Linked DNA regions of Homo sapiens: regions 1, 2, 3, 4, 5 and 7 are each linked to region 6. A link is a loop called in an ENCODE intact Hi-C map of the cell type or tissue named here. Cell type or tissue: A673. All regions are shown on one strand.

What was found. A loop is a pair of places that touch in the nucleus more often than their neighbours do. Peaks named below come from ENCODE experiments on the same cell type or tissue, not always from the same donor. Only the 100,000 strongest peaks of a DNase experiment are listed, where the experiment ranks them.
Region 1: a loop joins it to region 6, with 11 times the contacts of the local background. A loop is called at or near these places in 6 of 110 quality-filtered maps.
Region 2: a loop joins it to region 6, with 4 times the contacts of the local background. A loop is called at or near these places in 68 of 110 quality-filtered maps.
Region 3: a loop joins it to region 6, with 4 times the contacts of the local background. A loop is called at or near these places in 44 of 110 quality-filtered maps.
Region 4: a loop joins it to region 6, with 2.6 times the contacts of the local background. A loop is called at or near these places in 10 of 110 quality-filtered maps.
Region 5: a loop joins it to region 6, with 6 times the contacts of the local background. A loop is called at or near these places in 47 of 110 quality-filtered maps.
Region 7: it touches region 6 in a loop (10-fold over the local background); 103 of 110 quality-filtered maps call a loop at or near these places.

What each region holds. Positions count from the first base shown.
Region 1 is chr7:105,690,397-105,694,396 of GRCh38, reverse strand. All of the region lies in intron 3 of ATXN7L1 (ataxin 7 like 1), which reads left to right. Among named protein-coding and RNA genes, the nearest start is that of EFCAB10, 110 kb to the right of the region's middle. RefSeq lists enhancers at 2,444-3,119, 3,120-3,795, 3,796-4,000. In A673, no CTCF peak of the experiment used is centred here; DNase peaks (open chromatin) are centred at 2,196, 3,186 and 3,636; H3K4me3 peaks cover 1,807 bases; H3K27ac peaks cover 3,633 bases.
Region 2 is chr7:105,650,885-105,654,884 of GRCh38, reverse strand. The region is part of intron 4 of ATXN7L1 (ataxin 7 like 1); the gene reads left to right. Among named protein-coding and RNA genes, the nearest start is that of EFCAB10, 71 kb to the right of the region's middle. RefSeq lists an enhancer at 1,482-2,205. In A673, a CTCF peak has its summit at 2,352 (motif pointing left); a DNase peak (open chromatin) is centred at 2,344; H3K27ac peaks cover 2,378 bases.
Region 3 is chr7:106,164,734-106,168,733 of GRCh38, reverse strand. No RefSeq gene overlaps it. Among named protein-coding and RNA genes, the nearest start is that of SYPL1, 54 kb to the right of the region's middle. In A673, a CTCF peak has its summit at 1,824 (motif pointing right); DNase peaks (open chromatin) are centred at 1,843 and 3,203.
Region 4 is chr7:105,932,508-105,936,507 of GRCh38, reverse strand. No RefSeq gene overlaps it. Among named protein-coding and RNA genes, the nearest start is that of CDHR3, 29 kb to the left of the region's middle. In A673, a CTCF peak has its summit at 1,747 (motif pointing left); DNase peaks (open chromatin) are centred at 1,727 and 3,407; H3K27ac peaks cover 1,433 bases.
Region 5 is chr7:106,151,731-106,155,730 of GRCh38, reverse strand. No RefSeq gene overlaps it. Among named protein-coding and RNA genes, the nearest start is that of SYPL1, 41 kb to the right of the region's middle. RefSeq lists a silencer at 450-499. In A673, a CTCF peak has its summit at 1,684 (motif pointing right); a DNase peak (open chromatin) is centred at 1,720.
Region 6 is chr7:105,758,261-105,762,260 of GRCh38, reverse strand. The region is part of intron 3 of ATXN7L1 (ataxin 7 like 1); the gene reads left to right. Among named protein-coding and RNA genes, the nearest start is that of ATXN7L1, 120 kb to the left of the region's middle. In A673, CTCF peaks have their summits at 1,094 and 1,871 (motif pointing left); DNase peaks (open chromatin) are centred at 1,830, 2,460 and 2,890; H3K27ac peaks cover 3,123 bases.
Region 7 is chr7:106,041,325-106,045,324 of GRCh38, reverse strand. No RefSeq gene overlaps it. Among named protein-coding and RNA genes, the nearest start is that of SYPL1, 69 kb to the left of the region's middle. RefSeq lists an enhancer at 2,195-2,695. In A673, CTCF peaks have their summits at 2,325 (motif pointing right) and 3,797; a DNase peak (open chromatin) is centred at 2,404; H3K27ac peaks cover 967 bases.

The DNA.
Region 1 (4,000 bases), 68 kb after region 6:
CTTTAACAGTTGCTGACCCCAAGGACAGGGCTGATTGAAGACTCACTTCTCAGCCAGGTGCAGTGGCTCACACCTGTACTCCCAGCACTTTGGGAGGCCAAGGCAGGTGGATTGCCTGAGATCAGGAGATCGAGACCAGCCTGGCCAACATGGTGAAACCATCTCTACTAAAAATATAAAAATTAGCCAGGTGCAGTGGCATGTGCCTGTAGACCCAGATACTGGGGAGGCTGAGGCAGGAGAATTGCTTGAACCCGGGAGGCGGAGGTTGCAGTGAGCCAAGATGGCACCACTGCACTCCAGCCTAGGCAACAGAGCGAGACTCTGCCTTAAAAAAAAAAAAAAAGGCTCACTTCTCCCTCAGGACCTGAAACTTCTCTCTTGCTGCATCCCTTCCACCCTCCTCCTTTCCCCACCCCAGACTTCTTGCTCCCGACTTCTTCCTCCCCTGCTCCTTCCTTGGTCTTGGATGTGCTAAGTTGCCTTTGCTCTTCTCCTGTGATGTATCAGGCAACTGCTGCATTTCACTCCAGGGTGGCTCCATTTCAGATCCCAGTGAAACAATTTCTATATATAGTTGGTAATAAAATGTGGGTTACTTTGAGGGGAAAGAGAAAGCCACTATGTGGGTTCCTGTTCACCACCATGGCGCTGGTGGCCCCGTAACCAGAAGAGCAACCTTTGCTCTCCAAAACAAAGGTGAAGCTGGCCCACAGTCACAGTGGCTTTTCCAAACAGCCTGTTTCTACTTACTCATTACTTTCCCCAAAACCTGTGGAGTGGGAAGGGGGTGACATTTTATTCTTCAAATTAGATGGATGGATGGATGGATGGATGGATGGATGGATGGATGGATGGATGGGGCATTAGATTTAAGTCCACCCAGCAATTTAAAATTTCTCACTCGGTCAGACACAGTAGCTCAAGCCTGTAACCCCAGCACTTTGGAGGCCCAAGCGGGAGGACTGCCTGAGGCCAGGAGTTCAGGACTAGCTTGGGCAACATAGTGAGATTCTGTCTCTACAAAAACTTTAAAAATTAGCCAGGCATGGTGGCAGACACCTATAGTCCCAGCTACTTGGGAGGCTGAGGCAGAAGGATTCCTTGAGCCCAGGAGTTCAAGGCTGCAGTGAGCTATGATGGCACCACTGCACTCCAGCCTGGGCAAGAGAGAAACCTTGTCTCTATTTAAAACAAAAACAAAAAAAATTTCTCACTCTTACGTCCACACCCAGGTTCTCTTGGAATTGTTTTCTGAACTCCTCAGGTAACTAAAATTTTATTTGGTTAATTCTCTTGGTCCTACAGTGAGATACTGCTTGATGCACTCTGGGAAAAATGGAAAAGCCTGTTAAAATAAGCAATTTAAGAAGTGTTTCTGCTGGGCATGACGGCTCATGCTTGTAATCCCAGTGCTTTGGAAGGCCAAAGCAGGAGGATCGCTTGAGGCCAGGAGTTTGAGACCAGCCTGGTGGCAAGACTCCGTGTCTACAAAAGATTTAAAAATTAGCCAAGGGCAGTGGTGCGGCTCCTTAGGAGGCTGAATCGGGAGGATCGCTTGAGCCCAGGAATTCAAGGATGCAGTGAGCTCTGATGGCACCACTGCACTTCAGCCTGGGTGGCAGAGCAAAAGGTCTCTAAAAAAGAAAGAGCTGGGTGCGGTGGCTCATACCTGTAATCCCAGCACTCTGGGAGGCTGAGACGGGTTGATCGCTTGAGGTCAGGAGTTCGAGACCAGCCTGGCCAACATGGCAAAACTCCATCTCTACCAAAAATACAAAAACTAGCCAGGCGTAGTGGTGCATGCCTGTAATCCCAGCTACTTAGGAGGCTGTGGCAGGAGAATTGCTTGAACCCAGGAGGCAGAGGTTGCAGTGAGCCAAGATAGCGCCATTGCACTCCAGCCTGGGTGACAGAGCCAGACTCCATCTCAAAAAAAGAAGGAAGGAAGGGAGGGAGGGAGGGAGGGAGGAAGGAAGGAAGGAAGGAAGGAAGGAAGGAAGGAAGGAAGGAAGGAAGGAAGGAAAGAAAGAAATTCATCCAGCATGTCCCTTTCTTCTCCTATGGGATTTACCAACTGACAAATTCTAGTGCTCCTGCCATCACCCCCACATGTGCAGCAAAGCCTCCACATTTGCAAAATCTAAGTCAATCTCTAAAAGATGCTTCGAGGAAGCACCCAGTTCCTTCTGCTAATAACCGCAGTGTGTCATGTGACACCTCCCCCTCCCCCAACCAGTTCTCTCTGAAAACTACCCACCCACCCCACCAATAAAGTAGCATGACGTCTGTCCTTCAGCTGCCAATATCTACATTTCCTTCAAGGTGGTAATCTTTTGCTTTTGTAATTTAAGTTCTTTTTTATTCGTAATTGTTACCCAATTGCTTTGGGGCTTGCATAAACAGTTAACAAAAACACCCGCACGAGGCAGCCGGTTCGCTTTCTGTGCTTGTTGTTCTTGGCACTGGGTCAGTTCTATGAACTTCTGGTGTCCAACTGGTAGGACCTGAAACTCCGTGTTTAACAAGTGCGTGTAGTCAAAACAGTTGGCGTGTGCAAGCGCGGATAGCTGGTATTGACTGCAGCTGGTCAGCCGTCGGGCTGTGCACCGTGCAGAATACCGTATCACGTTGCTCTGTTTGGGGCTGGGCTTTTGTTGTTGTTTAGTCGTTGCGATTTTTTTCCCTCCTTTTTCTTTCTCTCTCTCTCTCTTTTTTTTTTTCTTTTTTTTTTTTTTACTGACATCCGTGCTAATGTGGATCGCTTCAGGTTCCAAAAGTACAACATGTTTACAGTCGTCGTAGCATCAGATTAAGTTGGCAGCCTGAGTCTCTCTGTAAGTGGTTTTAGTTTACATTTCTTCTTCTAGCAGGATGTTTTGCATAATTTTGCTGATCCTAGGTTATTTATAGACTTTTTTTTGAAGAAACGGGGATGCATAAGAGTTTCTGTTCCAACTGTGGAAAGTGAAATTTGTTTCTCCACTTAGAGAAACGGCGGTGTATGTGCAGCAGAGGGTTATTTTAGCTCTTGATGATTAATTTCTTAGGGGTCACTTAATAACGTTCCCGAGAGTCCTAGGACGTGTTGTTTTCCTTTAGTCGTTCACAAACGGAGTAAAATGAAAGTAATGATGCCATTTCCTCTGGGGCGCTCCTCGAGGGTGGATGCAGTGATTGGGTATTGTTTCAAACGTCTGAAATGAGTTTACAGCGGTTGTTTTGTCAAACTCCTGGGAGCAGTGGCATTTGGTGACCCAAAACATGCCCAAGGGCTGGTCTGCAGGACTCAGAGTCACGGGGGAGGGGGACGGAGGAAGAACAGACACAGGGAAGTTACTGGACCTTAGTTTGTCCCCACCTAAATGACAGTGATATGCAGACATTTATAACATTTTTAAAAGGATGATTGACTGCAAGATGGCATATGGGCTCATGCTTTATCTGTGTGATTTTCTGGCCTGGTGGTAGCATCTTTGGGGGCCCGTGTGCATGTTTGAGTAAGAACTAAAGCTTAGCGAAAACACTAAGCCGGAATTAGCACTCTATAAAAGGGTTTCCCGTAATATTTACTAGAACAGTTGGCTAAAAATTGCCGTGCTTGTCCCACTGAATGGCTGTGTAATTAAATCAGCCCTTGATATCGTACCTTGAGCACCTCCCATCTCTGAGTCTGCCGCTCTTGGAATTTGCATGAGTAAGTAGCGCGTTCATCAGCATAATGAATGTGGAGTCCCAGTCTAATGGTCCGGGAGAACCTTGTAAATGAGACACTTCATTGTGCCTCGGGTTAAATATTTTAAACTAAACAAATCGCAAAAGAAGGAGAAGACGACAAACATCATTTAGGCCTCACGGAAGGCCTTCTGAGGAGCGGGTCTGCTTAGATCCAAGACCTTGAGTCCCACACAGATGGGTCCAACCCCACCCCCAGCATCACATGAATGAGAACGGACAGTGAAAACGGAAATTTCCAAGGTGGTAAATGTGACCATTAGGA
Region 2 (4,000 bases), 110 kb after region 6:
CCTGTAATCCCAGCTATTTGGGAGGCTGAGGCACAAGAATCTCCTGAACCTGGGAGACAGAGGTTACAGTGAGCTGAGATTGTGCCACTGCACTCCAACCTGGGCAACAGAGCAAGACTCCGTCTCAAAAAAAAAAAATGGCCTGAAGGAAAGAAGAGGGATGAGCCACAGAGATTAGTAACCATGGTCCTTCATAGCTGCATAGCTCATTATGATTTTTAGATGTTTTGATAGCCCAATCCTATTTGAGCCTAAAGACTATTTTGTGGTGAAGATAAGAAAACAGAGCCCAAAGAGATGAAGCGATGGGCTGAGATTACATACACAGTGGGACAGCAGAGGAGCTGAGACTTGACCCCTGGCCTTCTGGCTTCCAGTGCTACAGTAAAGAGCACCACCCTCGGTGTTGCCTGACGTCAAGCTCTCTCTGCCCTTCATTTTGTGGAATGACCTGGGGCAAGCCTTTCTCAGCCTCAGGCTCCACATCTATGAAATTGGGGATAGAGATTAAACACGGTATTGCACGTGAGTGCATAACTCACTGCTCATGCATGGTAGGTGTGCAGCATGTGCCGCTATGAGCGGACACTTCACCTTTGTCATTGCACAATCTCTTCTCAGAAGAGGAGAGGCAGCACAGCCTGATCCCCACCTAAAGCATTTGTTCTTACCAAGCATTGGTGGGGTGCCAGTTTGGTTTTTATTGTGTTATGTGATTTAACTTCCACTGAGAACATTAATTCATTCATCAAACATTTATCGAGCCCTTCCTAAATGCTAGATAATGTATAGGCTGCTGGGATAATTCCAGAGCGACATGTATACTGGGACAGGGTTCCCATCATCAGGCAGCTCACAGTCTGGTCAGGACACATAGATGTAGAAATAAAACCTTGCCATAGGACATGATGAGTGCAGCAGAAACACCTAGGAAGGAACAGCAGGCACTGGGAGAGAAGAGGATGTTTCCTCCGGATCTGGACAGATGGGGGAGTGTTCACCTGGAGAATGGGGGAGGGCACACCAGCAGGAGAGCCCGGCCCACAGAAAGGCACAGAGCCAGGCCGGAGCACTGGTGTTCAAGGAGAAGTGAGAAGTCCAGCGAGGCTACAGGAGAAGGTGGCTGGGGCAGGAGGGGTGGGGTGGGCCAGGCTGTGAAGGTTACACTTGGACCTCTGGGCCTTGGGCAGCCCACAAAGACTTTCATGGTCAGATTTGCGTTGGTGGCTGAGTGCAAACAGATTAGAACACACAGAGAGGCCAAGCCAGAAAGGTTGCAAGCGATGCTGAGGCCTGGACCTTTTAACAGCTGTTTAAGAGGTGGACTTTGGTCAGACTGACTTGTGAGTGACTGAATTTCAGGGAAGAGCTGGTTTCTAACTGGATGCTGATATTGTTAACATAGAGTTTTTTGGTTGTTGTTGTTTTTGTTTGTTTGAGACAGAGTCTCTCCCTGGCTTCTAGGCTGGAGTGCTGTGACACGATCTCGGCTCACTGTAGCCTCCATCCCCTGGGTTCAAGCAATTCTCCTGCCTCAGCCTCCCAAGTAGCTGGGATTACCGGCATACACCACCACGCCTGGCTAATTTTTGTATTTTTAGTAGAGACGGGGTTTCATGATGTTGGACAGCCTGGTCTCCAACTCCTGACCTCAAGTGATCCACCCACCTCAGCCTCCCAAAGTGCTGGGATGAGCCACCATGCCCGGCCTGATATTGCTAACATAGAGATTAAAAAAGAAAAAGTCTATTTAATTTGGAACAAAGAATATCCTGAGTTTGCTGTAGGTCAGTGTGAAGATAAACTTTTTTTTTTAATATGGCAAAAATGCCATTCAGAATAAACCCTTGAGGGTTTAAAAAGAAAATGTGCTTTGTTTTCTGGATGGAGGTGGTTCAGGTGCAAGGCTGCCTGCCCAGAACCGGATTCTAATACAAAAAAGGAAAAAGCAGAGTGAGTGAGTGATGCCTGGGGGAGGGAAGGTGCTCCTGAGGGCTTTTCCTCTGGCAGGAAACTGGGAGCAGCAGGTGTCAGGGTACCTGGCCAGAAGCTGGAGCACTGATAAGTAGCCTGGGATGCTTTGCCATTTCCTCATCTTTCAGCGTGCTCAGAAAAAGCTTCTTGAAGGCCAAAGGCTTAGGATGGGAGCCCAGGGTCTCTGCTCAAGGTGCCAGCTCCCAGCCTTCCTGGCAGGGGGATGGAGGGTGTTCTGTAAGGAGTTGCCCTGTCTCCCCTTGGGTCAGGGTTTCCTCCAGGACTGTTGGGAAACAGTAACTGTCTGGGCTGTACTGGCTGGAAGGCACTGCAGAGCAGCCTACAGCTCGAACAGCAGGAACCAATGACCTCTGGTGGCTGCCGAGGGGAGTGCTCCCGCTTGTTGCTCCTGAGCGGAGCCTGTTCTGGGCCAGTGCTGGGGACAGGGTGCTTGGGGCTCTGCCTCACCCTGCACCAGCGCTCCCTGCAGAATCAAATTGCCTCCTAATCTCTACGTTCTCAATTCCTGCCCTCCCAGGCTCTGATACCATTTCCTTATTGATGTGAATTTCAATGGCCATTCATTGGAATTGTGTGGCTCTTCGTTCTCATTTGCAGAGGAAAGGCACTGAGCAGGTGCAGTTGATTAGGTCTAGGGTTATCCTTAAAACGCTCCTGGACTCCCTGCCCAAGGCTACACTGCTGCAGACACAGCTGGTCCCAAAGGCAGCCTGTGCAGCATCCTATGCCCTACTGCATGAGGGCTCGATTTTTCCTTTTTTATCTTCTCCTCTTCTCTGACTTGCTGACTTGTTCACAGTCCTAGGGCACTAGGACTCCCCAGGAATGTCAGGACACTTAGCACTCCTTATTCTCCCAGCAGGTTTGGAGACCACCTTCTGAGCTCCATGCCCTGGGAAGCCATGAATAACAGAAGTACAAGAGAGACTAACAGACCAGCAGGGAGACATGCGCTGGGGCCTCCTGCTTCCAGAAAATTGGAGCAGCCTAGAGGGGGGCTTATAGAGTTATTTCTCTGGGAGGCATCTTAGAACCAGCAGAGAGCCCCAATGCCTAACATACTTCAGGATTGCAGGAGACAACATGTTTGTGCATGAGGAGGCTGGAGTTCCTCCTTACTCCTCTTCCAGAATGTCCTATACAGATGGGACCTTTAACCACTAGTCCAGGCTTAAGCAGTGCCTAGAATACTAGAGATGGAGAAGCAGGTGGGCTTGTGAAGTAGGGCTGACAGGTCCTGGAAAAGGGCCATTGAATCTGGCCCCACCTCGTTCTGCTTTTCTTCCTCACTGCCTCACCCAGAAGGAGTCCTCTACTCTGCATGAATGTGGAAGGCTGCTGCTCCCACCCTCTGCTGGTGCTTCTGCCTCCACCCTGTCCACCCCTCCTTCCACGGTGGGACCAGAAGGGACTAAGGAAGCAGAAGTTTTCTGATGGTGACCATGATTTGCACCCCACATATATACCTTTCAAGTATCGGTGGATGAGAGCAGATGCTGGGATCCTCTGTGCCCTTTTGGTTTAGTTAGAGTTTATTGAGAGTCTGCTATGTGCCTGGCACTATGCTAAGCACTTGGTATCTACTACCTCATTTAATCACTTCAAATATCTCTTATTATCTTCATTTGACTGATAAGGAAACTGAGGCATGGAGCCAGGAAGGCCTGAGATAAGTTAGGCAGGGCAGCCACATATGTTTGTGTGGGCTTTGCACTGCATGAGACCACCCCACCAAGGCAGGACTGAAACCAGCACTCACTCCTTGCCAGGCCAGGTGTCCTCTTTCTCATTCTTAGAGTCCTGATAAGCTCACTGAGGCTCTGAAACCGGGTAGCCAGAAGGCTGTGATACCGTAATGCATCCAGCAACAGAAAAGGCAGGATTTGAGTCTAGGTTGGTCTGATTTGAAAGCCTATATTTCTAAGCCTTATCTAAGCCTTATAAACTATCTTCCAACACTCCACATTCTATAAATTTGCCAGAATATTGACAAGGCACAGACCTT
Region 3 (4,000 bases), 410 kb before region 6:
TGCTTCTGGGGAGGCCTCAGGAAGCTTCTGATCATGGCAGAAGGTGAAGGGGGGGCTGGCATTTCTCATGACAGAAGCAGGAGCAAGAGAGAGCAAGGCAGGAGGTGCCACATACCTTTAAACAACCAGATACTACAAGAACTCACTATCATTACGACAGTACCAAGAGGATGGTGCTAAACCATTCATAAGAAACACCCCCATGATCCCATCACCTCCCACCCGGCCCCACCTCTAACACTGAGAATTACAATTGAACATGAGATTTGGGTGGGGACATAGAGCCAAAACATATCAACCACAAAACCTGGACTGGCTTCACTGCATGGAGCTCTTCATGGGAGGGGCCTGAGAGAGGGAGACTACCTAAAGTAGCTGTTCGGTATCTCCAAAAACTCCCCCTACACCCTCTTCCACACAGACAGAGGGAAACTCCTCAAAAGGCACTGACCTTTTAGAAGGAGACTTGTGCTAAGCACTGACTCCTGGAGGGGAGGTCGCATGCCTTCAGCATAGCATGAGGAAGTGACCCCCCGACTAACACCGGTCAGGAGGACATTTCCAATCCCACCAGGGCCCAGGGCCAGGTGAAGCCAGTCAGGGACAATAGACCCTGTGAAGATTTAATAGCTGGTGCAGTACCACAGCAGGTGTTAAATTAAGTCGTGTTTTGAATATTCTCCTTGGAAGCCCAAATATCTAGGGATAGAGCCAGAGAGAACTATGACATTTAGCCCAGTCTGACTTTTAACCCAGGCATTGCTCCTCTGGGCTTACTTACTTACCCGATCACAGGCTCTCTCCCCTACAAGAAGGCAAGCTCCTAAACAGCAGCAGCTTTGGCCATCAGCATTACATGTAAAAATAGAAAGCTATAAACTGCAGGACTTTTTTCAGCCTTAAGATTATACTTGAAATCAGAAGCTACATGTTCCAAAAATGGTCATTAAGAAACTTTAAAAAAATAAAAATACTATCACCACAAATGCTTTGAGAATAGCAAGCCCAGCTAGTCTCAAAGAAACCAAAAAGATGAATTTTAGCCAAGTTGGAGTAAAAGCCCTTTCAAGCCAGATCATAAAACTGGGTGCTTCATTTGCCACAAGAATTCTTGCGAAATTCTATTTTAGCTGCCATGGTTTACTGTTACATAACCTTAACCCAGAGACTATGACACTTGTTTTACTATTTGCTGTAGAAAATTGAATTTGCTCATTGTACATTTGTTATGAAAAATTTGGTTACCATAATTTAACCCATTATTGGTGACTTATCTGATCGTATTACAACTAACCAAGCCAGGACTATAAAAAGTGATGTAGATTCACTGGGGGTTAGAGAAAGCAACATGAACTTTTCCTCTTCAGGTAAGTCATGTAAAGTGAGTGGGCTGGTTGTTAGCTTTTTAAAATGATAATAGCAGAATAGTTTTTGAAAAGCAACGCAAGAGCTTGACACACTTTCTTCCGCCTAGGTCCCAGCATCTAAAAGAGTGTGTGGTACTTGACAGGTGCTCAGTAAATGTTTGTTGACTGACTTATTCACTGGCTTCTCATTAACGCTGAGAGGAAAAGTATCTGTTAGCACGGGGCTCAACTGGAGGTCAAAATGTTAGAGCAGAACTTTCCTGGGATTCTCTGAAATAACTTTTATCAATTTGCCTCAAATCTTTAAATGTCTAAGCTTTCCTCAAACACATAACTTAGTATCATGAAGGAGACTGGATCCAGTGAGAGATGAAATGCTGTTATGAACTATATCCTTTCAAAATGGTCAAAACAGTGGATTAAACACGTCACATACATGAAGCAGTAATTCAGGAGGCCACTAGAGGGCAATAAAGGGCCAGGAATTTATTCCAGAGCCAAGAAAGCCCACTAAGGGCATGGGAATGACCTAACTCCCATTTAGGCCCAGTTTCTTTTTTTCTTTGTTTTTTTTGTTTTTGTTTTTTTTTTTTTAATTATACTTTAAGTTCTAGGGTACGTGTGCACAATGTACAGGTTTGTTACATATGTATACATGTGCCATGTTGGTGTTTCTATGAGCCTGAGGGCAGAGGTGAGAACACCGCTGAAAAAAAGGGAAAAGACAGAGATGGATGATTTTTTAAAATTTAATCCAAATTAGCAAAGCACATTAATAAAGTAGGAAATGCTTAAAAGTCATGGACACAGGGAGCAGAGAACAATCACATTACTAGTAGTGTTAAATACAAGGTTGAAAATATCAAAGACCAGGGAGAATATGCAAAATCAACACCTGAATCACTAGAAATTCTAGAATCTGAAGAGAGAAAGCAAAGGGCGCATGGTCTGGTAAACCTGGACTGACCCTCTCAGCCTGAAGTCAAATACCCTGCAGCAACTAGATACTGCTGAACTGTGTCCTGTGATGAGGAAAAATGATTTTAGGCATTTGGCATTTATCTAACTTCTGGCATTGTCCATCATCCTAGAAGGCAGTACCCATTTACTGACCACATGATCTTAACCTCTCTACGTCTCACTTCCCTCATCTGTTCATTGGAGCTAATAATGATAGTCCAAAGTAGTTGTCCTTTTTATATGACAAATTCAATGTAGACTTCTCATTATACAAAATGCAGTAATTTAAGCTAATCCAGACAAAGAATATCAAACATTTCTGCTGTCAAGCAGGCACCATTTACAACACACTCAGCCAGTCAGCCTTGGTTACAACCAGTCATGTAACCTTGATGTTCCATGATGTTTGACAAGATTTGGTTGGGGGTGGGGGAGCGATGGGAGGAGGTGAGATGTATAATACAAATTTGCCTCATTTCAAACTTTGCACACAAAGCACGATTTTATTAATATCTTTATTGCACTATATCAAATTTCCATTAATTACATTTTAATTAAGTTAGCATGCCCCGTACCTACCCCACGACTGCTGTGAAAATGAAGAGTCCTGGGCACAAAGTAGACCTTGATAAATCTCAGCTGTTTATGTCAGTGAGCTATGGCTGTGTAAAAAAACACCCAGAACTCCATGGCTTAAAATAACAGGAATTTGTTAATTCTCCTTCATCTGCCAGTCAGCTGGGGAGGTGGCTAGTCTAGGCAGGGCTGGGCAGTTCTGCTGGTCTCTGTTGGGCTCATTCATACTTCTGTAAGCAGCTAGGGATTGAATAATCTAGGCTGAATGTAGCTCGGCTCCATCTATCTTTCCATTCCCCGGGGATTAGCAAATTAGTCATAGCAATAACAGAAGTGCAAGAAAGCAAGTGGAAACACACCAGCACTTGAGACTCAGACTCAGGACTAGAGGACCAGCACTTCTGCCCCATGCTATTAGCCACACCAATCACATGGCCAAGGCCAGATTCAAGGATGGGGAAATAGTGTCTGCTAGCTGATACATACTATGCATCTTTTTTTTTTTTTTTTTTTTGAGATGGAGTTTTGCTGTTGCCCAGGCTGGAATGCAATGATGCAGTCTTGGCTCACTGCAGCCTCAGCCTCCTCTCGCTTCAGGGCTCAAGCTATTCTCCCACCTCAGCCTCCCAAATAGCTGGGACTATAGGCACACACCACTATGCCTGGCTAATTTTTGTATTTTTTGTAGAGATGGGGTTTTGTAATGTTACCCAGGTTGATCTCAAACTCCTGGGCTCAAGCAATCCTCCCATCTCAGTCTCCCAAAGTGCTGGGAGTACAGATGTGAGCCACCACCCCCAGCACTTTTTTTTTTTTGTCGTCTCCCACAACTAGAGTGTGAATGCCTTTAAAACAGGGATCCCGTCTTATTCCCATTTCACCATTGAGGAAACAAAGGCAAGGAAAAGCCATATAGCTATGAAGTGACAGAAGCAAGATCAAATTAAAAGAATTTGGATCCAAAGTCTGTGCTATTAATCACTACACTATATTAACTCTCCTAATCAAAGACATGTAAGTAATTGTATGCTGTGAAAGATTCTCAGCCCCAAATTGGGCCTAAATATTCTAACCCTTTTTTCCTGAAGCAAGATTGT
Region 4 (4,000 bases), 170 kb before region 6:
AGCAGATTCAGTACCTGGAGAAGGCTGATCTATGTTTCCAAGATGGTGCCTCTTCCTCTGTGCTCACATGGTGGAAGGGATGGAGGATGGGTCAGCAGCTCTCTGAAGCCTCTTTTATAAGGGCATTAATTCAGTTCACAAGGGTGGAGCCATCAGGACTTAATCACTTCCCCAAAGGCCCACCTCTTAATACCATCACCTTGGAGTGTAAATTTTAACTTACAAATTTTGGAGGCACACATACATACATTCAAACCATAGAAATTATTTATCTCAATCTTTCAACAATGATTTTCAACTAAAAAGAACTTAAGAGTGGTGCATCATGACCAAGTTGACTTAGGTCAGTTCACTATAATGGTGATACGTGGTTTAGTTTTAGCTGAGGGACTCTTACGTGACTCACCCCCTCATCTCATTCGAGTCTGTCTGTTCAAATGTCATCTCTTCCAAGCAGCCTTCCCTAATGAATCTAACTAATCAAAGGACACACACACACACACACACACACACACACACACACACACACACCATTACTTGTCACTGTGCCTGAATCCTGCTTTACTTTTTGTATTATCAAACCTAAGTTATATTTATTAATTTGTTTATTTGTTTCTGTTTCTTTCCTCCACCAGCATGTAAGCCTTATAAGGGCAGGTACCTTGTGCAGTGCTGTATTCCTAGAGCCTGAAAGCATGCTGGACACATGTCAGAAGTTAATTGTTATCTGTTGATTGAGTACATGAATGCAACTATGCAAAAAAATCTACCTCTGTCAAGTGGCAGCTATGGAGCACTGGGGCTTTAAGGCATCTACAGAAGTGGCCAGCAGTCAAATTTGGGTCCTATAACTCTGCTTGGTGGCCCTCTTCCCCTTGACATTCCCACCCTCTTGACCACCTTGATTCCTGTTCTTTCACGTAAGTTCAATTCATGATCACCAAGAAACAGTTCATCTGACCAGCCCGATTACATAAGTTCAGCAAATGTTTGTTTCTGTGTCAAGTGCCAGGTTTTGACTCTCCATGGGTCACTGGTGCCTCAAGAGGAACACTTCAATATGATGACAGGTGACTAATTAAAAGGGCAGGGCCTGGGAGTGGGGCTGGTTACTAAGCAGAAAGCGCATGCTAAATCAATTGACAATGCAAACACAACTCCGGAGTAGATTTTCAGTTCACATAGAACAATACTATTTTCAAATATTGCTTAAGTAGATAAGAAGCAACTACTTATCTACCAAAAGCAGTGATATGCGGATACAAACCATTCTTATCTATTCATTAAAGCAATTCTCCTGAGTTTCTATACTGGGCAGCAGTTTGTTAATCTAGCTGTAGCATATATTTGAAAAAACATTGAAAGGATGTATATCGCTAACTAGATCTCTCCTCCCAGAATTAGTCTGAATGAGGGTTTAATTTTCAGCACCAATGAAAACAATACCCACATGAGTGAGTCAATTGTGGTAGTGGTGGTGGTGATAGTGGTGGTGGTGACGATGGCCATGGTTGTAGCAGTGGTGTTGGTGGTAGTGGTAGAAATAGCACCACTAGCCTCTTACTATGGGCCGAGCTCTGAGAGAGAGACTGTTAGGACCTCTCGTCCACCAGATCTAGCTTCAGTCTTCTCCTCCACACAAGCTTGAGTTTCATAAAATGTGTTGGGATTAGCAACTGTGCACTGTTGACCTTGTGTCCACAGGGCCTTGCCAAGTTTAGATTTGGAGAAATGTTGCCATCTAGTGCCCCACAGGAGTCTTCACTGTTCAAGCAGCCAAGCCAGTCTCCCTCTGCTTAGCTCCCCCATCTCCCTCCCAGGTAAGAGGCCAGACACGCTGCAGGCCAGAAACGGTGAGTTTGCCCCTTACCTATAGCGGAAACCACAGAAATGTCTCCAGAGATTGTTTTGGTTTTATTTTTTAAATTCCTTTTCTCTTTACAAAATGTACAAATAGAAAGAGCTAGACAGGGGCAAAGAAACAGCAATACAATTAAGAGTTGGTAATGAGTTAACATTTGCCATGTCTAGCAAAACTCAGTGAGGAATGGGAGAAAGATGTTCAGGAGAGCTCCAGATACAGTAGTGAAGTATGTGAAGAGGGCCATTGACATGCACTTCATTGGCACTTTGGGTCACCTCCAGGTGATCCACCTGGATTTTTTCCTCAGCACAGCAAGCACTGTAGACTTTCTCACATTCACCCATCTAAAGCCCTCAGTCTGTTCTCTCAAGCTCATCCTCTTGGCTTTCCGCAGTAACAGCTAACTAAACCCATCAGCTCCTTTGTGCTCTGGGTGTCTTGACCCTCCTCTGTCAGGTAGAAGAGGGATGTTTTCAGTGGAAACTATCAAAGACTGAACAACGATTAGTTATTCTATAAAGGGGCAAGTGGCAAGCCAGGTGGGGAGGGGAGATGCTTAGGGCAGTATCTCTCCAACCCCAGGCCCACTCAACTTTCAACCATGATTTTGTCTTTCATGGTGTTCATACCTCTTGATTTGGATTTACATATTCATTTGTTTAATGCCAATCTTCCCAACTGGTCTATGAGCCCCCTGGGGTTTCTGTTCACTGCTGTATGCCCAGTGCTTAGCAGAGGGCCTGGCACACAGGAGCACTCTGATGAATGCTAGACAGAAAAATTGGTGCACATCTTTGGGGATATTTGGGTTAGTGAATGGAGACTGAGAAGTGAGGCACACCACACCGGCAGTGTTCAGTTGGAAAGAACAATGAGACTTCGTCCAGACTTGTGATTTTCAAATTGTTTAACTTTGGATCCCTTGATTTCCTTGAAATGCTATGTTGGAGCCCCCTCCTGCTTTTTTTGAAGAGAGCCCTTCTCACCATCTCCCCATCCACTTCCACTGGGCCCCGCCAGGCCCGCAAGTGGCTCCAGGTAGCACAGTTTGAAACCAGCAGATCCAATCCCTTCATTTTACAGAAAAAGAAACCCACAGAAGGTGAAAAAATGGGGAAACGTGACAAAGGTGAGAGACAGGGGTAAAATGTGTATGTCAGAGAAGGGAATTGCTTTGTCACATTTTCCCATTATGGCTCTCCTCTGTAATTCCAGAACACTCCGCAAGATTTGTTCTTCCTCATCCAGGAATTCACAGTGTGATGCATCCAGCCTGGGCCAGAAACAAAAGAGGCCTGGAGAGAATGTCAGGGGCGTGGTGTAGAAGTCGAACCTTGCTTGGTAGAGGCGGTGGCTTTGAGGACCCTGGCGATGGAGAGGGTGTGTACACTGTTAAGGGCCCATCTGGGAAACCGCAGCCTGTGGAGATGTTGGGGACAAAGCCTTTTTTGTCCTTTGCCACCCGTAAGGCAGTGCTTTTCTGAGCAGCTCTAATTATAAATCCCTGTCCTGCTAAGATGGGTAAACTTGGCAGCATTTGAGATCTGCCTTGTGTCTTAACTATTTCTCAGTTGGTTTGGGCTTGGCAAAACCCCAAATGCATTTTGCCAGGCACTCTTTCCCTTAATTTCTAATCCCTTGAGTGGCTTAAAGGAAATTTCATCCATATGCTTCTGAGTCACTTACTGTGAACTCATTTTTTGGTAAAAGAAATATGTTCTCAAGCCAGCACAGTCCAGAGAAAAGCACGCTTTTAGGCTGAAATGGGTCATGCTTTCTTGAGGAAGAATTTCCTGGATTTTCTGAGTACAAAGAGAGAAGGGGAGCAATAGTTCCTGTCCCCACGTTCCTTCCCCTTTCTGAACATGCTTTCTTGGGGCTTGCCTGAAAGCCTCCTCTATTGTTTATGAGGCTGGCAAATGCCATATCTGTGTTTGGATCTAAACAAACTCTGTGGGTTTGTGGTTTCTTGAAAATTCCCATTTTTAACCTAAGCTGGAAAAGAAACAATTATTGAACACATACTACATGTCAGGTACATCTTGGCAGCCTGGTAAGACAGACATTATCCTTGTATACAAGGAATCTGAGAAGTGGAGATATGAATTCACTAGACAAGCTATGTACTTCATAAAA
Region 5 (4,000 bases), 390 kb before region 6:
TCTAACTAACAAATGAAACAACAAAGAGATTATTGTTTCCGAATATCACCGTTTTGCAACGGCCAATGAGTTAGTCCACGTAGACATTGAGAATCGATGGCTGCTAACATCATGCACATAAAAGAGAGATTACGAGATGAAAGAAGCCTCACCACCTAGCATCTTACCAAGGGCTCAAGCCTGAAGGTGAGCCAGCCTCTGGATCCAGCTGCCCATCTGCAGGATCACAAAGGTCAGAGGAACATGAGAGATGACCACGTACACGCAATCTAAGATCCAGATCACAGGTCAAGTGGCCCAGATTCTTAAGCCCATACATTTAAAGGGAAAGGAAAAGATGGAGGGGAACACGTAAATTAAAAATAACTTGAGGACACATGACAATATTCAAAAGGAGGAACAATATTAAACTACAGTGTCTATGGCTACACATTTAGATGACAAACTAGAAAGAAATGCAAATAAGTAATTGCTATAAAAGTCAGAACGGTGGTTACTTACGGGTGTGGGAGGCTGCTGTGTTTGGGTGTCCACGTTGCAATCATTAAGCTATACTTGTCTTTTGTGTGGTTTTCTATAGCTGGTTTTATTTCATAGTAAAAAGGGTTTTGTTAAACAGTCAGAAGGGGGCAGTTATTCCTATCTCAAAATATTATCTCACTGCTCAGTCTTTACTGGTCCAACCCTACCTGAAGTATTCAATAGCTTTTTGAATTAGACTCTAAGGAACCCAAGGCAACCTGACAACACTCTTTCCAAACATATGGGCACAGATACACAGTTCTTTATACACACACACTTACATATACACAGCATTCTTCCCTCCTGCTGAGACCTCATCCCTCTTGTCCTCTCCCCAAAATGTTGCACCTCCTCAGCAGCCTGGCTGCATCGGCTGCTTTTCCACAACCTCCCTGATCTCTAGCTGAATGTGAGCCTATCACTATCTGGTGCTCTCTCATGGGATATATCTGGATCTGTCTCATTTTGTAATGACTTCCCCTCCTTCTGAGTTATATGATTATAAACTCCTGCAAGCAGAGAGTACATAACTTGTTTCATGTGTCCCTTTTAGTATGCGCACAATATTTTGCACAATATGGCCATTGAGAAGCATTTCTTGTTAAGTACAAGAAATTTACGGTCTTTCTTGTCTGGTAATTAAGTTAAAAAGCAACTGATGTCTCTATCATTGCCTTTTTTTTTTTTTTTCTTTTCTGAGACAGAGTCTCGCTCTGTCGCCAAGCTGCAGTGGCACCATCTCAGCTCACTGCAACCTCCCCTCCTGGGTTCAAGCAATTCCCCTGCCTCCGCCTCCAGAGTAGCTGGGACTACAGGAGCGCGCCACCACACCTGGCAATTTTTTTTTTTTTTTAGTAGAGACGGGATTTCACCATGTTGGCCGGGATGGTCTGGATCTTCTGACCTCGTGATCCACCTGCCTTGGCCTCCCAAAGTGCTGGGATTACAGGCGTGAACCACTGCGCCCGACCCTATCATTGCTTTTTTAACAGTCATGTTGCTCATTCTGTGTTAACGGAGCATTGATTTTACTTAGCATTCAGTTCTAAGTCACAAAGGTCTGTAATTTGCTTGTCAGCTTCTCTCTGTTAACAGGCCAAAAAGAAGTACCAGGAATTGGCCAAAGCTTTGAGGATAAGCACTAGTGGTGTTGGCAGCGACATTCCAGCAGAGAGCAGCAGAGGGCTGAGCGCTGGGCAGCTGCCTGCTGCAGGGCTCCTTGCTCCCAGGAATGTATTTGAGAGATGAGGCAAGGCGGGCGGGCGCACCCCAGGAAATCTCCTATTTCAAGGCAGAAAATGTCTAGAATCAGAGAACAAGAAAAGCTAGAATGTACCATGAGCCTCTTTGATCTGAAAGAGATCATAGTTCTGATGGGATCTGTACTTGTTCTAAGTTCAGCCTCTGCTGGGGGTGGGGGTCAGCCTTGTTTTTTTGGTTGGTTGGTTGGTTTTGAAACGGAGTCTCTCTCTGTCGCCCACGCTGGATTGCAGTGGCACGATCTCAGTTTACTGCAACCTCTGCCTCCCGGGTTCAAGCGATTCTCCTGCCTCAGCCTCCCGAGTAGTTGGGATTACAGGCATGCACCACCACACCCAGCTAATTTTTGTATTTTTAGTAGGGACGGGGTTTCACCACGTTGGCCACTCTGGTCTTCAACTCCTGACCTCAAGTGATCCGCCCGCGTTGACCTCCCAAAGTGCTGGGATTACAGGCGTCAGCCAGGGCACCTGGTCTGTTTTTTGTTTTGTTTTAACATAACATCCTGAAGCAACCTTCCTCCTGACTCAGCATCTGCCTCCTGGAAAGCCACCTTCCTTCCTCTGAGGGGCAGCTTCTCCTCTGTTCTCTGAGAGAGGAGCCAGTGCTTTGATGCAGCCTTATGGTTTTTCTTTTGTGGACTGCCCCTAATTGCAGCAGTCAGCAAGTTCTTTGCAGGGAAGGGCTGACTCACCTGCATTTTGGAAGAAGCCATCCTTATTTTCAGGCACAGAGAACATCTATTAGCCCAAAATGTCTTCCAAATTTCAAGGAGTACATGTTTCAAAAGGAATTGTCATCACAGTTTTACTCCAAGCAGTTGGCTTCCAAGAAGCCTGTCTCTGGCCATTGGGGATGTTAAAATAACCTAAATTTGGCCTGAGGAAGCCTTTGCACCCAAGTCCTTACTTAACTAACTGCAGGCAGCCTGGCTTACTAATCTAATTGAAAGCCTAAATTTAGGAGTATGCTTTTGTAAAAAATAGCTGAGTCTCCGCCATCACGGCAACTGAGCTTCCTTCAATCCCTGGCTGCCAACGATCAAATAAGGCAAACGCTGAGCCGGAACCAGTTAAGCCCTATATGTACCTCACTTCTGTTTTCCGTGCATCCATAACACTTGATCACATTGTTGACCATGTTCTTAGAACCCGTTCTGAATCAGAGGGCTGCCTGATTCACATGTCATGTGTTTTTGTTTTCTGAGTTTTTGTTTTTTTCTCACTTAAACTCTGCTAAACTTGTCTAAGGTTTTTCTTTTTAACAGGGTCTCTGGAACTCACTGCTCAAAGATCTTCCCTCTTGTTTATTGAAAGGTGACAGGTCCCCTCTAAAAACTGCAAGGTCAAGTATGTCTGTGACTTTAGCGACTGTCAAAAGAATGCAGGCAGGCCCAACTGAGTGGGGACACAAGGAAATATAGGGGATGACAAACAAGAACCGTCAGCTCTTGTGCCAGCTTCCTACGTACCGTCTGTGTTGGAACAATCACCCAGGTACTGACAGGTGCCAGCCTAGCTGCAGAGCAGGCTAACCCCAACCCCACCAAGCCCTGAGGGTGAACGTGGAGCAAGAACCTGGCTCACCAACTACAGCAAAAGAACCGTCTTGTTGAGCAAACTCTTCCCATGGGACTGTATAATACCTTTGGTTTCCCAACTTTTTACAAATTTACCTTGATCCTGAAATCTCTGCAGCACTTAAAGATTATGGACTTTTCTGTGAGAATCAGAGCTTTTGGACTATGTGACAGTACTTGTTGCCTGCTCAAAGTCTATTCTTCCTCCTTCCTTAGTGAGAGAACTTTGGACAGTATGTTTGTTTAAAAAGAAACAACAACAAAAAACTGCATTCCAAGCCTCTTGCACAGATTAATGTCACTAAATATGCCGGCGAGCCTGGGGATGAGGCCTTTTGGGAGGTGCATCTGCCCCTGTCCCTGTCCGATCCTGACTGAAACAGGGACACGGCCACAGCAGGGATGGTCCAGCAGTCATCTTGTGAGCTCAGTGCTGACAGCCACCCACAGGAGTGGCAGGCATACACAGGAGGGGTTGACACCAGTAACCTTTTGGAGCCACCATACCTGCCTCAACTCCTCCCTCCTTCTGTTACTGGAGAAAATAACTGAAACATTTATTCCCTAATTTTCTTAAGTCACTGACATCAACCCCCACCACTATAAGTGGCAGGAGGTTACCCTGCCCCATGCATTGTA
Region 6 (4,000 bases):
AGTAAAGAGAAGCTTCTGGGCTGTGATTCTCAGGAAAGTCATTGGGAGGGAGTGTTAAGCAGGTGGTGGAAGAACCCCACTATTTTTTATTAAAATCCCACTTAGGATGATAGCTCAGTCCTGCCAGTAATGGCAGCAGTCAGCCCTTCATGGCTACAGCTCCTGGGTTGCACAGAGTCCCTCCCATGGGGTGGATGTTTGTTTTGGCCACCCTGGCTCCATAAATGGATTCCATGTAGCAGTCTTCTTTTGAGAATGCAGAGCCCTTGGGGTCATATTGTACTGTGTCTGTTCTTATCTCCCCTATCATCCCCAGGGAATAAGCTAATCAAACTTACTGATGATTTTACACTGAGAAGGAGATAGCTAATAACTTGGATGACAAGTATTAGAATACAATGTGATGTGGATAAATTGGGTCCATGTATTAAGAGCTATAAAATGAGATTCTATCAAGGCATGAATAATGGTGCCCATGAAAAGGATTAATCAAATACCCCATTAAAAAGGTATAGGAATTCAGGTCTTGCACTCCTGCCCCCACCCCACCGCCATTCCATTCCCCCTGAAACTGCTTTCTACTAGGAGAAATATGGAAAAGAGTTTAGAGGAAGTAATGGAAAAATTGGGACATACATTTTGATAGAACAAGATCATGAAGACGCATTTAAGCAACCAGTGTTTAATTTAGGGGGAAACATGGCAATTGGCATGAGTAATCATTTACAAATATAATTTCCAAAGGAGCCATGTTGATACCATTCAGCAAATGCCAACAAAGCATTTACTTTCCAAAGGGAGAAAGCAAGACAACAGGAGAAATGAAGGCATCTCCAGGAGTGGACCAGAGAGCAGCCAAGCCATAGAGAAGCATCAGGTGTGAGAATGGAAAACGCAGAAGAGACGTACAACTTCTGAAAGATCTCAGAGGACTGGCATTGTCTGGAGACGGCTTCCTGGAAGAGGAGACTCCAGCAGAGCCCTGAAGTGTGGACAAGCTTCCATTCACTGCAAATTCGTGAGCACACTCTGGTGTCAGGATCTAGTAAGGAAATGGGCTTGAGCAGAGCAGGGGGTACCTGTGGGGTTCTTCTCTTCATTTTCACCACCACAAAGCTGGTCTAAGCTGCCATCAATTCCCACCTGGACAACTGCAAAAGCCTTCCAGCTGTTCCTGCTTCCACTCTTGCTCCTCTACAATTCATTCTGCACGCAGAAGTCAGAATCAAAATCAAAGTTCATCATGTCATTCTCTTGACTTGTGGCTTCCCTTTGCTCTTAAGCTAAAAGTAAAAATCATTATCATGGCTACAAAGTCTTGTGTGGTCTGGGCCACATCCTGTGCCAGGCTCCCTTTCATTGTCTATATTCCAGTCAAGCTGGCCTTCAAAATTTCAGCACATTGGGTCTTTCTGCCACAGGCCCTTGCACATACATGCTTTTCCCTCTGTACATGTGATTTTCTTTCATCCCCGCTTTCCAAAGCTAACTCTGACTCATCCTTCAGACTGCATCTTAATGATTACTTCCTTCTGGAAGACTCCCCTAATTTTCACAACTAGATGAGCTCTCCCTTATATGTTGAAAACAAGTATTTCTTGTGTGAACAGAAATGTTTAATGTCTGCCTTCCCAACTCAGCCACAAGCTCTGTGAGGATGGGGACTCAGTCTTTGCATCCCTCAGAGCCTAACATAGTCTCAGTTAATACGTGATAGCTGGAGCGTGACATTTCATTAGGAACAGTGAGGCTAGTTGAGAAATTATACCTCACCAGTATATAGGAGAGTACCATTAGGAATTCTTAATGGGATGAAAACCTGAATTCATGTCTAGACCCTGCCACCTGCTGGCTGTGCTGTTTTAAATAAATTGCAGATCCTCTCAGAGCCTGTTTCCTCATATATAAAATAATGGGGATCCTAACAGCCCCCTCATATGGTTGTAGCAGGAATTTAATTAAATAATATATGGAAAAGCATTTTTTTAACTGTAAAACCATACATAAATATCCTTTGTCACTTTTCCCAGTGCATGACACACTGGGTCATTAAACATCTATTGGATGGGTGGATGGTTGGATAGATGGACAGACAGATTAACAGTTAGGGGGCCAGTATGAGTGACAAGAGGAGAACTTGGCATATGGAAAGCATGATGGAAGCCAGAAAAAGGAGAGACTTCCCAGAAGTAGGAGGAGGCTTGTTGATTCATCCACAGTGTCACATGCAGTAGAGCAGGCAGGAGAATGAGGGGGGAAAATCATTTAACCTGGGTGGAAGGAAATCACTGGTGACCTCCAGCTGATTCCTCCTCAGCCTTTTCATGTTATCTGGGCTTTCAATGACATGCCTTAATTGTAACTTAATCACTTTACTGATTTCTATCTTTGGGGGGGGCGGAAATCAAATTGATTTGCACATATGGCAAAATTGGTAAGATTACTCCAGCTGCTGCCAGCAGGTGCTGACAAGTAAAGAACTGAATGTCAGAGAATAAGAAAATACACTAAACATTTATTTTAATAAGGCCTAGAAACCTTAGTTATTTAATAAATTGCCATGGATAATTGGTTTCAGTTTCTAGAGTTGTTTCATCTTTAACTCCCTGTGTTCCAGAAGGAATCGTGCTGGATGTGTAGACAGGGCCTTGTGGTTTGAGACCTATCTGAGCTATCACACATTTCTCTGAGCATTTTCCTGTCTCTCTGATCACACCCCACTTCCTGCCACCACTCCCAGCATCCACCTGGGATAGGTCACTCTGACATACACACACACACACACACACACACACACACACACACACACACTCACTATCCAAGCTGCCAGTCTTCTTATTGGCTCCTCCTCCAGCGAGGAGGTTTAAGCCTCACCTCCCTGCTGGGCCCTGATCAAGCTGGTCTGTTTGTGTATGAATCTTGGGAGTGAGTGGCCCAAGCTGGATCTGAGCCCAGCATTTATCATCTCAGCGCTGCCTCCCACAGAAGAAGGAAGACATAATGAATAAATGAAACCCCATGACTGTATCAACATTCATCAACCCATTACTCCAAACGTGGCTGATAAAATTGGGTACCTGGATTAAAAAAAAAAAAAAAGTAAGAATAAACTAAAAAAAAGGCCACTAAATAATATTTTTATATAATTTAGTATATTTATTATATATTTAACATTTTCTGTGTAGTAGTTGGTGATGTGTTACATGGGTTTATGGGGAAAGGAGGCAACATGCAAGAAAACTTTAAAATGGTTCAAAGAAAGGATTTGAAGCCTTACCACCCCCGGCCACCCCACGGACCCCCTTCCGCAGGGATGGCTCAAGATGTAAAGACAGAATCGTGCCTGTCTCCATTCTCTTCCCCGTACCTCCCAAATCAAGGGCCTTTTTTACTGTCCTGTGTTCAGATGTTGAGTGTCATCAGCAGAGTGGTTTCCTATGAACTGATACACTTCGTTTGCTAAGAAGGAAGGCTAAGGCCCTGGTCTATCTACAGATGGCACAGTCCTGAGAAGAACCAGCACATTCTACCCTGGGCAGTGTAGGGAGGTACAGAGTAAAGACTTCACACCTGCATTCTGCGGTAGACCCTCATGGAAAAACTGGGTGGTGGCCAGGGAGGCCTAGGCACAGGCAGGGGAGGGCCCCCTTTCAGAGTGGCATGGCAGGGGGCCACAGAGCCAGAACCTGTCACCACTGATCTGTCCTCCACTGGCTACCAAAGGAGCAAACCCCAAAGCTCTTGAGTCCTTCCAATGTCCAGAAACGTGAGGCTAAAATCTCCTGCTTCACACTGAAGAGTGTGATGGTTCAGAGCCGGGCTGGGAGCAAGGTTCACTGCTCAGCCAGCCTTGTCTAGCTCCTGCTCTGACTGAGTGTAAATCTTCTCATGTGTGGAAAATGGGTATAATCATGCTTCTCAGAGAGGTGGTATGAGGATTAATCACCGTCATGGATGTAACATACTTAGATTGAGCCCAGCCCAGGAGGAGAAGTGAGCT
Region 7 (4,000 bases), 280 kb before region 6:
AGCTAGGGCATGATGTCAGCCCCACCAGAATACAGGACCTAATAGTAGAAAATGGTTATTGCTTAAGGGATGTTAAACAGGCAGTAACAACAGCCTCAGCCCCAAACAAAATAGTTGAGCACAACCTCTCCGGAGCAAAGATCCTTGAACTCCTGACATTAACCTCTTACAGATGCCTTGCATGCTAAATGACTTTCTGATCACAGTCTCCCTGAGTCCTCACTAGGCTTTTATCAATCAGGATTCTTACCTACAAACAACAAAATCCCCTCTGATTTGTTTAAACAGAAAAGAACTTATGGACGCATATTAGTGGCTCACAGACTCTCCAGCAAGGTCGGAGAAATAGGGGTTGGCACTCTGCAGCCACAAACAATACCCAAATCCTCACCTGTCTGGTCACAGGCTTGATCCCACTGCCTTTGGTGCATGTTACTATTATCATCTCTGTCTCTGCTGCCTCTGGGGTTCCATGTCCCTCCACCATGTTCCGCCCCATCACCAAGAACAATTCCATGCAGCAGCTTCTCCCTGGCTTTTCACTCTTCCAGACTGAAATCTCATCATACTGCATCCAATCCACAGAGCCTATGTCACATGCCTGTGTCCTAGCTGCAGAGGAGTCTGAGTAACTGAGTTCTGATCTCCACCCTGGTGAGGTAGCACCCCTCACATGGCGTATTTTCCAAATTTAAGAAGTTTCTTCAAATGATGTTGGGGTGGCACCAATATGACTAATATCTATTATACTACACCACCCCTGAGAAGTGAGGTCTTCTGCTTCTTCTGGGTTCTGGACAGACTGAGCAATGGAGCCAACTCTTTATTTTCACATGTTATATCCCAATAAACCTATGATTCTCTGTTCTTTGCAACCAGAAAGAAACCCAGTTAATGCAACACAATTTGGCCAATGTAATTTGGATAAAATTTAGCTTGGAGACAATGGTTTTCATCCCAGCAGGATTGGTTCACAGAAGCTCATGGCTTCTTTACAAGGAAAGGCTCCAGTGGGGCTTTTGAGGGGGTCTGGAAAGCATGGCCACATGGAGCCCTCTCAGGAGTGCCAGCCCACAGACATTTAATAGCCTTGTTCCAGAACTCTGCAAATGCCACACTGGGCTACCACTTAACCACAAGTCATCCCCAGCTATTAACAAGAAGCTGGATTGCAGGTAGGGACACCCTAGCAAGGGTCTTGCTAGTCTGATCATTTCCCTTCAGAGTCTGGAATCCTCTGGCAGCGCTTCACGGAGGACTGAACTCTCTGACCTTCCTCCTGTGGCATCTGCTGCTCCATCAGGAGCTGAAGCCATTCAGTAAGAAATCATTTTTGAGTATCAACGATGTCTCAGGCATTGTGCTCACACTGGATATGCTCTGTCTCCAGGGGGCCTTCAGACAAGGAAATTAGCCAAGGCTTAAATGGCATGAGAGGAGGCCAGGGAGGGAACAAAAATGTTCAAGTGCTATTATCCAGAAAGAGATGCATTGTTTTCATTTCTAAGCAGATTTATTGATCAGGTTCACTATGGACATCAAGGTCTTTGACCTAATATAGAAGTATAGTTGTTCTATTTTCTGAGCAGGTCGACAACAAAGAAATTTCTGTGACTGGAGAATTCATTTGTGTAAAAGCCATCTGAGGATTTCACCATTAAATACTTTTAGTTATATTGAATAAATGAAGAGAATAAAATTAGAGGAAATAGTGACCACTTCAGAAAATCTAGATGGTGCAGAGCCAGTTGGATATGCATACCTTGTTAGTCTTGGGGTGAACATTAGAAAGTCCAGTCTTTCTTTTTTTCTTTTTTTTTTTTTTTGAGACAGAGTCTCGCTCTGTTGCCCAGGCTGGAGTGCAGTGGCGCGATCTTGGTTCACTGCAACCTCCACCTCCTGGGTTCAAGCGATTCTCCTGGCTCAGCCTCCCGAGTAGCTGGGATTACAGGCACGTGCCACCACGCCCGACTAATTTTTGTATTTTTAGTAGAGACGGGGTTTCACCATGTTGGCCAGGCTGGTCTCAAACTCCTGGACTCAAGTGATCCGCCCGCCTCGGCCTCCCAAATTGCTGAGATTACAGGAGTGAGCTACCGTGTCCAACCAGGAAGTCCAGTCTTTTACCAATGGCCCCCGGCCCCACCCCTGACTCTCCTCAGAATACCGACATGTTTCACACAGTTGGAGGGTGGACAGTTGTGCAAAATATGCGTGCTGACAGCAAGGGAAAAGAGGAAATGTCTGATTTGGACCCCAAATCTCCTCCAGGAACCCAGTCACCCTGTGGCCCACCAACCTTGCCATTTCTGCAGAGGCGGCAGGTGCCCCAGGAGACCACTAGGTGTCGCTGTGAACCTGTGCAAGCGCGGCCTCACCCTGTGGGCGCACACAGCGCGGTATGTTTTCAATCAACACCTTGTCAGTTTTTCTCCCCGAGGCCCCAGGGGTGTGCTAGGAATTTTTATTTCTTGAGAAATACTGTGATTCAGCTGCCCTTTGTTGGCCCTGCTAGAGAGAATGAAGGTTGTGCTTGCTCCTGCCAGCCCCCCAGGCAGGGGAGTCCCCTTGCAAGCGTCTTCAGGCCACCAGCCTCTCTCTATCTCCCCACCTCCCATTATTCCTCTTCATTCTCCTTTTTACCTTTCTCTCTCGGTGCCCGGTAACACCGATGTGCTGCTTAGGGAAAGGTCGCCATCCTAGAGGCCTCCTTCAACCCTTCTGAATTTCACCAGTTCCTAAATAAACTAGCTTGCAAATTCTGTCCTTATCCTCCCCTTCTGACTCTGCTCCCAGCCTTGCCCCTTTCTTTCAAAGCAACCGCAAGATTGAGGCAGTGTTGGGGTGGGAGCAACAAGAGGCTCAACTATCTTTTTAGTTTCCTTTTTTTTTTTTTTTTTGACACAGGGTTTTACTCTGTTGCCCAGGCTGGAGTGCAATGACACGCTGACGGCTTCATGCAGCCTTGACCTCCTGGGCTCAAGCAATCCTCCCACTGCAGACTCCCTAGTAGCTGGGACTACAGGCCTGAGCCACCATGTGCAGCCAATTTGTGTATGTTGGTAGAGCTGGGGTTTCGCCATGTTGGCCAGGCTGGTCTCAAACTCCTGGACTCAAGTGATCTGCCTGCCTCAGCCTCCCAAAGTGCTGGGATTACAGGCTTGAGCCAGCGCACCTGGCCAAGGGTCACCTATCTTACTAGGCTTGTCAGAATCTACTCCTGGCACACAGGGGCTTAAAAGTCAGATCTGCTTTCAGATCCTACCTCCCTCTGCCACTTACTAGCTGTGTGACCTTTGGCAGGTCACACACCCTTTCTGAGCCTCAATTCTTCATATGTAAACTAAATTTACACATATAAATTCTACATTAAGTAGAATTATAAATGTGAAGACCTCACGTGATCTGGCATGTAGCCGGCATTCCATAAATGCAAAGTGATTTTCCTTATGACTACAGGGACACTTACACAGACACATATACACACACTCAACCAAAGACAGAATTTGGGAACTTTACTCTCCTGAGCATGTAGCAAGATGGTATGTCAAGGAAACAAAATTCAGGGGTGTGTATTCCGAGATGCCAAGAACCCCCATGGATTCTAACCCTCTCTACATATGTCAGCAGTGATCGACCTGTTCTGAACCCAACTGGGTGCTGTCTTGGTCAGTGGCCATAGTTTGCTTGGCAAAATGCCAGGATAGCTGTCCTGGACCCTTTGGGAAAAGGCCACTTGTGGGTGGAGCAGCCACTCACTCCTTCCTCCAGAAGGCTTGGTGCCGCCACATTCCCTGGTTTCAAGCTACCACATTGCTGCTGTGGTTTTTTGCGGTGGCCACAGGGTGGAATCTTGGCCCAGGATGCCCTGTGGCTGCTCTCTGCAGGCATTGAGGACACATACCCTGAAAGGCTCGGGAGAAGGTGGAGAGAAGGGAGAGTAGTCTTTTACCAGAGGTGTTCCTGGACCATTCACTGGACGCTAAATGGCAAATAGAGA